Regions from separate parts of the Homo sapiens genome. Here region 1 is linked to region 2. A link is an interaction called in ENCODE POLR2A ChIA-PET data of the cell type or tissue named here. Cell type or tissue: Panc1. All regions are shown on one strand.

Region 1 (4,000 bases), 50 kb after region 2:
CATGGTTGCTCCTTTCCTGTTGAATTCGTGTTTCTTGGAACATTAGCTATTGGAATTCTTTGACGTCTTTTGGCTTATTTTCTCCAGAGATAATTTGTGTTTACTTTCTCCAGGTCCCTGGATCCTTACCAGAAGGGGCAATTTAAAGCTAATTTTTTTACTTAAGTTTTTTTTGACCAGGCTTAGCAAACTACAGCCTGCAGAACAATTTCAGCCTGCTGCCTGCTTTCATGAATAAAGTTTTACTGGCACACAGCTACATATATGTTTTGTCCTTGGCTGCTTTCCCATTACAATGGCAGAATTGAGTGGTTGCAACAGAGGCCATGTGGCTCACAGAGCCTAAAATATTTACTATCCGGTCATCTACAGAAAAACTTTGATAACCACTAGTTTAAGCCATATCATCCATTCCTTTAAAGATAGGATTGTGGCTTTGAACTCTCATAGGATACTTTTTGCTTATTCCCTTCCAAATAGAAACAATGATAAGACAGAAAATTATCTTTGCCCTCTGTCTGTAGTTACGGATACATTCACGTTGTGGGAGTCCTGGCATCCTATAGAAGTCCTTAATTTTACTCCCCATTTTGAGCTGCTTTGGGGTTTTGTCATATGTTCAGTACACTCGTAACTTTTACAGCCAAACCCTGCACCAGCCAAGATGAACAAAAATATACCTCTGGCAAATGCAGATTTCAGCATTTACTTTTCTCACTGCATTCATGCTTTCTTATTTTTTTCTGCATCTGAGTTCCTCTGATATCAGCTCGGCCATGCATTAAGAAAATAAACATGTTATATTTTATCTAGCATTTAAAGGTTTTCTACGCTAAGAGGATTTCTCTAGACATCAGTTCCACCATATTACCAAATATAGAGCATAACCTATTTTAGGGATTATCTCAAACTACACTTCTTCCCTCAAGATAGTGTAGTTTAAGTCTACTGGTTTTGAATTCAGCCTGCTGCAAACAGTTCAGTTTCCACCATTTTCTCTATATGTGACTTTTCGTTTTTACTCAATCACTATTAGGTTCCTATTTCCCCAATTAAAGATAATGCACTTATTTATTAGGGGCTTTGTGATGATTAAAGTGAAACATTATATATATATATATATATATATATATATGAATGCATATGTATATATAATGTTAGCACAGTGCTCAAAAACAGTAAGTGGTCAATAAAAAATTTTATAATCATTATTATTATTATTACTAAATTGGCCTATTCCATTTTTAATTAAGCCTATGTTCCAGTCATTTATTCTAGAATCTGAACATTAGTAATTAACACTTGACTAGCCTTTGAGGGTAAGAGAATAATTATCAAATATTCATGTATTACAGACACTTTATAAAAGCCCATTAAAGATATTTACTCTAAATCATAAGTCATGTTACAATGGACAAAGGGAATACAAATATAACATTCTGGAGAATCAAAAAACAGAACTTATAATCTGTCAGTTACTTTTCTTAAATACCTCTAATATCAATCAACTTACTCATTTTGGGGAGTTTTATATGGTAGTTATTTAGAGGATTAAATATGAGTTAGTATTACTTAAATAATGAGTAAGTATCCAGAAGATCTGAATTTAAGTCCCAGGATTTACAGGGCTAGATCTGTAACTTGGGTGAGGCAGTTCCTCACTGCTTCTCTTTTTTTCATTGATAAGATGAGATCAGTAATACTTCCTTTCTTATTGTGTTGTGAAAGTATACAAAGGTATTCTGAAAGTATGTAGCATTGCTAAATGCCTTAACATTTGTTGTTATTGGTGTTTTGGAAAAGCTGAGCGTCATGCATCCATATCATAGATCTCATTCTGGTTACAGTCATTAAATATGTGCCAACCAATATGGTTAAACATGAAAATAGATCTGATAAATACCAAGTTTTGTCTAAATAGTATTTCCAAACTCTAATTACAATGCTGTTCTACCATTGTGCTTTTAGTATCTTTTCAGTACTTTTGTGAAACAGTAACCTTCACGTTTGCAGTGGCTTTATATTTAAAAATACATATATAGAGATCAATAAATGTTTACTAAGCACACACTAGATGTAAAACATTATGCCAGAAGTTAAAAAGAATATCTATTTAATTAGACACACTATGGCCTTAAGAAACTTATGTGCTCTGCTTGCACACCAGAGATGAATAAAATCTAAACTCACTTGATGCCAGAATTCAGCATGCAATAACTAAAGAACATGTTATTTCCTTAAAAATAATCTCAAAACCCTAGAAACAACTTCAGGCTAAAAATGTCCTCTTTAAAACAAAATGCTGTTTTGATTTAATTTCTCACTTGCTGTTGCCTACTGTACTTCTTTGATTATTGCCTTTCCTTTCTGTATTTTCAACTCTGTAGTTCTGGAGGCTGCTTTTCTCCAGTATATAAATATTCTCAGCTTACTGCAGAGCTTAATAAACCGATAGAAACAAGCAAATCCATGCAACCTACTTGCCCTATCTAATCACATCTCTCTCCTTTTTCTTTATGATCAGGTTTACTAAATGAACATTTTTTTTTTCTTGTCCTGTGATTTGCTTTCTGTCCCCGTGATTTTACTAAAGCCTTTCTTGTTCAGGTCACTGAGGACCTGTTAATTACCAAACAAGTGCATTAGACACTTCTCAGAAAAAAGTGTATTAGACACTTCTCAGAGAATTTCTCTCCCCACTTCTCCAAGATATTTCAGTTACTCCCCAAGTATTTCCCACATTCTTTCTCTCCTCCTCTTCTCCACTCTCACCACCTTAGACTTGGACTACTGCTTATCACGCCTGACTTTTCTATACACATCCAGTCTTGACCCTAGAAGTCACCTTCCAAAATGTTTGGTCATCTTTGTATGCACAACATTTATTACCTCGTTGCTCTCCTCAAAATGTTTAAATTAATAGATTTATGAGTAATTAAGAAGATGGGATTTCCAGGCTTTTAGTAACATAATAGATGTGGAAGGGACAGAAAGAGAAAGTATAAAAGGACCCAGGATGAATAACCTGGTACATTCTGCAAATAAAGAAACTGGAATATAGTGACATTTAAAAGCAGATGCAATGATAATGTTGCTATGAGATAAGTGTCTTTTATTATCATTAAGTAGATTTTTAGCTGAAACTTAGAAATATAAGTGCACATGAAAATTGTGTTTTCAAAGTGGCAATCTTTTCAGAACTACTTTTAGAATGTATACGGCGTATTTTTCCTTGCCTTTCTCTAAAAGTTGTTATTGACACAAAATTACACATTAATTCCTTTTGGCTTTATTTTAAATTATTTAAGTGAATACATCTAGATCTGTTTCTAAGCAGTATTTCTTTGAAATTTAAACTTATCAAAAGTTATGTCTAACTTCATACTAAAACAAGCAAAATGAACAACCCTTCCCCTGGTCTGCTCTGAGCCAGTGACTGTGCACAGCAGGAACACTAGAGCCAAGACTTTCTGCTCAACATGAGGTACTTCCAGCTGGCATTTTTGGTCCAAAGACTTCCCATCATCTTGACAGAGACTTCCTCGACCTGTGCTGCCATCCGAGGCTCTTTCTACCCGATCTTTCCTTCCCTATCTCTATCATAGGTGACAGAGCTGCCTCAGGGTCTGAAGGCCTTCCCTGACTTTCCAAGCCTTCCCTTTTGGCTTTCATAAGCATTTCTCCCCATTTACTATCTTGTAGTGTCCAATCATGGAGGACTTTAACTAGGACAACTTCAGAATGGGGTTCTTGGATTTAGGATTTTTGCCTATGACCAAATAGTTTGCATATTCATGCTTTTAATTGGTATTGTAATAATATAGGTATTTGCTATTTTGAGAAATAATTTTGTCAGGATTTGTAGGAAATGTCTTCCTATCATATACCATGTCCCTAAATGAGGGTTTCTCAATTTTGGCACTGTTGAAATTTTTGACTAGATAATTCTTTGTTTTGGAGGGCCATCTTATGCACTGTGTGACTTTCAGAAGCAGCCCTC
Region 2 (4,000 bases):
TTTTGATATATTTTAATGGTATGTATTTCTACTATATGTATGGTTTAAGTATTTAATATTCATTTAATACTGGCTATTTAGGTCATTACCTTTTTTATTATGAAATTATACTGTAAATGATATTCTTGTAGGTATATATTTTTTGCCCATCTCTGAGTTATTCCTTATGGTGCATTCCTTAAAATTCAGTCCTTTAGTTAAAAGGATGAATGAATATTTTTAAGATTCTTGATACAGATTGTCAAATTATTATAGTTTATACATGTACTAGTAAAGAATAAAGACCCTAGTTTACATGACCAAACCGGGCATAACAGTTTTAAAACCTTTGCTAACACAACAAATCTCAAGCCATCTATCTCAGTATTATTAATTTTTAAAAAGTATCTTTTAAATATGATAGAAAACCTATATTTTTTCATTTTGGTATATAGTTGTGCCTTAATTCATTTTGTGCTGCTATAACAGAATACCCAATACTGGGTAATTTATAAAGAACAGACAATTTATTTCTCACAATTCTGGAGGCTGGGAAGTCAAAGACCAAGGTGTTGGCAGGTTCGTTTGTCTGGTGAGGGCTGCACTCTCTGAAGGTGAGGGATGCTGTGTCCTCACACGGTGGAAGGTGAAAGGACAAGAAAGAGCAGACCTCTCTGTGGACCTCTTTTATGAGGGCCTTAATCCCATTCACCAGGGAGAAGTCCTCATGAGCCTAATCACCTCTTAAAGGCCCCACATTTTAATATTGTCACATTGGCAACAACTTAATTTTGGAAGGGACACATTCAAACCATAGCAGTGTGTGTGTGTGTGTGTGGTCTCTTTCTAAACTGCCCTGCAGAAGTTGGCACCCTGGCGTAATCAGAACAGCTTAGGATGGAGGAGACTTTCACAGAGTTGTGTATGGAAAAATGTATAGATGGGTGGTGCAGTGAGAGGCCCTCTGGGGTACTTGGGACCAGGAAACAATGGGGAGCATAGAAGACAGGTACGGGAGTGAGTTTCAGTATTGCTCTGACAGTGTTTTGTTTGTTGGGTGTCATTTATTTTGGTATTACTTAATTTAGAATTATTGGTTCTTACTGAGGTCTGAGAAAATAGTCTTAGAAAGTTAGCTTTTCAGGAGACCAACATTTTTGGCAAAAACAAGTGAATTTAAGCTAATGTATTTTAGTTGTAGCAAAATATTATTGATTTAAAACTTAGGTCAGGTGATCTTTTACAGAGTATATGAGGCTAAGCTTTAGGTGTTATAAATCTTTTCATGAAAAATAAAAAGTATACTGCATTAATTTCAGCCATTAATTAGTGCTATTAATAATTCAAGTCACTTCTAAAATGATTTATTCAAAATAAGTTTGGGACTTGGGTAGACTAAAAATTACATTATTTAATGTTATTCTAATTTGGTTTACTGTTATGTAAATCTTCAAATGAAAAAGTTGATAAAATCAATAATTTGTTTTATAATTTTACTTTATTTTATATATTCTTTCCATATCATCTGTAAGAAAGCAGGGTTTTACTTGATTAATACTACAAAAATAATTATAGTCCCTCTTAATACCCCAAATAAGTAGTATATTTGGGAATACTTTCCTTTCTCAAACACTTACTTCAGGGTGTTATTGCTACCAGTAGCTAACAGCCAGTTTGAAATATTGACGCAAATAAATTTCCACCTTGATCATTTGCACACCCAGTCCCTCACAGGTTTTAGTACTAGGTTTGTATCATGTGATCCCTATGGCATCTACCCATATGGCTGCCCCCAATTACCACGTGCAGTGGAGAAGGGCTAAGGAATACACAGATTCTACACAACTTCCTTAGGAAATGCACTGTTTGTTTAAAACACTTCAGAGTAAAAAAGTACTTAGTAGTGATCACTTGGGTCCATGTCATAATGTCAACACCAAATATTAAATAAGACAAGTGAGAGAGAAAGAAGAAGAAAGAGATATATATATATATATTTAGAGAGAGAGAGATTGATTTCAGTCTACAAAAGTAAAAATGCTGCCTTCAGTATTTTGTGCAAATGAGAAATTATACTTGAGGTCTGAGGTTAGCAGTGGAGAGAAAGACCTAAAGATCTAAGATGAGGAACTTAGAAGGCCTAAAAGGCACACTTTAGCAGCAGAGGGGAATGCTTGGGGCTAGCACTTGCTTATTCTTAACTGTGTACTGGGCACCTTTCCTCCAGCTTTGGCTCACTACCCAGTGTCCATGAACCTTTTCTACCTGCTTTCCCTCAGGTTCTGAACAATGCTCTGTTTTTCTGAAATTACCAGTAACAAGTGGATCATCTAAGAACTGCTGGACAAAACATTGATCTATTTTAATAAAGGATATTTTTCATTCAAGTTTCATTTAGAAACATCCCTTAGCTCAGGCAGTGTAAATGTGTAGATGTCACCTGCAGCATTGCCTGAAATACTCCTGCCTTTTTATTTATCTAAAAATATATATTGTATCCCCACAACCACTTTTAAGCTCTGTAGACTAAAGCTGAAGTCCCTGCTTATAACCCTTAATGTATTTCCTTTTTACCATCTTTTTGGGAAGCTGAACTCTATAGTCCAAGGTCTAAAAGTTCTTTATTTTGTACATTGAAATCAATTTAGGGAGTTATCTTTATTTAAATATTTTTATTCTTCCTGAAAATAAAGAAAATGTGTATGTGGAATTTAATTGCATAAATTGAGGTTTGAGCACAATGAAAAATCAATGTTTTAAAAACATGGAGTGGAGCTGCAGTTCCTGACCTGCATGGTGCTTGTTAACCCTCAGAGGAAGACTTACGTGAATTATTCAGCTGATCATAGGGTGTTAAGTAGATTCTAATTTGTTTACAAAAATTAAATGTGCTTTAGCAACCAAAGAGAAAACCTGAAAAGATAAGCATTGTAGGTCAAAAAACTGTGACAATTAGAACTACTTTTGTTAATGAAGGTCAAAATAAAAATAAAGAATCTGTCACTGAATAGTTTTCCCTTTTGTACTTGCAAACATCTGAGATCCTTTAGTAAGGCAAGTATAATTTACAATATCCTTTTCTCAAAACAAGTTATCCATTAGTTACAGTCAAAACACGTGAAATATTGAGACATATATATGTATATAAAATAACTGAGCCATATTTTAAAAATATTTTGGCATTTTAAATGTTGAATGTAAGTAACTATAAAAACACTTCTGAATAGAAATGTTGTGGTTTTTGATGTTTAAAAAATGTTTAAAATTGCATGTATTTGTAAATTTGTCTTAAAGTTGAAATCACGTATTTCTTTTACATTAAAAGATACTAGTTGACATTTTAAAACCATATAATGATATGTGAATGAATAAAAATTATCAATAAATCCCTTCATCTGTGCAATATATAAGGAAATTATATTCTTTTAAGAAGCTTTAGAGAAGTGTGAAAGAATGTTACAGAAGAATTATTCTCTATTTTTCTCTGTTATTCTTTATTTTAAAGAGCAATTAGAATATTATTCATAATATAGAGACCACTAAAATCTGTGTAGATTTTTGTGTATATGAGTTTTTGTCTGAGAACATTACATTAACAAGATATAGAATTACAGCCACAACTAAAATATCAAGTAGATATACTTTTATTGGGTAAACAATAATTAATGTATAATGTTTCTATTAGTATTTTGACAGCCATGGGATTGGTCAGTAGGATACAGAAAAGAGATAGTCCCATTTCCTTCAACTCTCCTTTGGAATGAGAAGAAGTATAAATATATTATTGCAGTGGGAACATGAATGCTTCAAGAAGGCTTCAGTAGTAAACAAGAGGAGGAAGTTTGGATGTATGGACCAAAAGCTGGGTACTCAGGGACACAGTAGAGGCTCAGGCAGGTGGATATATGGTGACAACTCTAGACATAATGACTACAATATCGGCCCTAGATTAATTGTAAGCTTCCATAGGGCACCAATGCAAGGTTTCAGCTCTTTACCAAATTCTCAGAATTGGTAGAAA

What was found. ChIA-PET counts read pairs that join two places held together with the same protein. Peaks named below come from ENCODE experiments on the same cell type or tissue, not always from the same donor. Only the 100,000 strongest peaks of a DNase experiment are listed, where the experiment ranks them.
Region 1: POLR2A ChIA-PET joins it to region 2 with 5 read pairs; 1 of 35 experiments calls an interaction of 5 or more read pairs at or near these places.

Annotation. Positions count from the first base shown.
Region 1 is chr7:11,755,146-11,759,145 of GRCh38, reverse strand. All of the region lies in intron 1 of THSD7A (thrombospondin type 1 domain containing 7A), which reads left to right. Among named protein-coding and RNA genes, the nearest start is that of THSD7A, 75 kb to the left of the region's middle. In Panc1, no CTCF peak of the experiment used is centred here; no DNase peak of the experiment used is centred here; H3K27ac peaks cover 4,000 bases.
Region 2 is chr7:11,804,972-11,808,971 of GRCh38, reverse strand. All of the region lies in intron 1 of THSD7A (thrombospondin type 1 domain containing 7A), which reads left to right. Among named protein-coding and RNA genes, the nearest start is that of THSD7A, 25 kb to the left of the region's middle. In Panc1, no CTCF peak of the experiment used is centred here; no DNase peak of the experiment used is centred here; H3K27ac peaks cover 669 bases.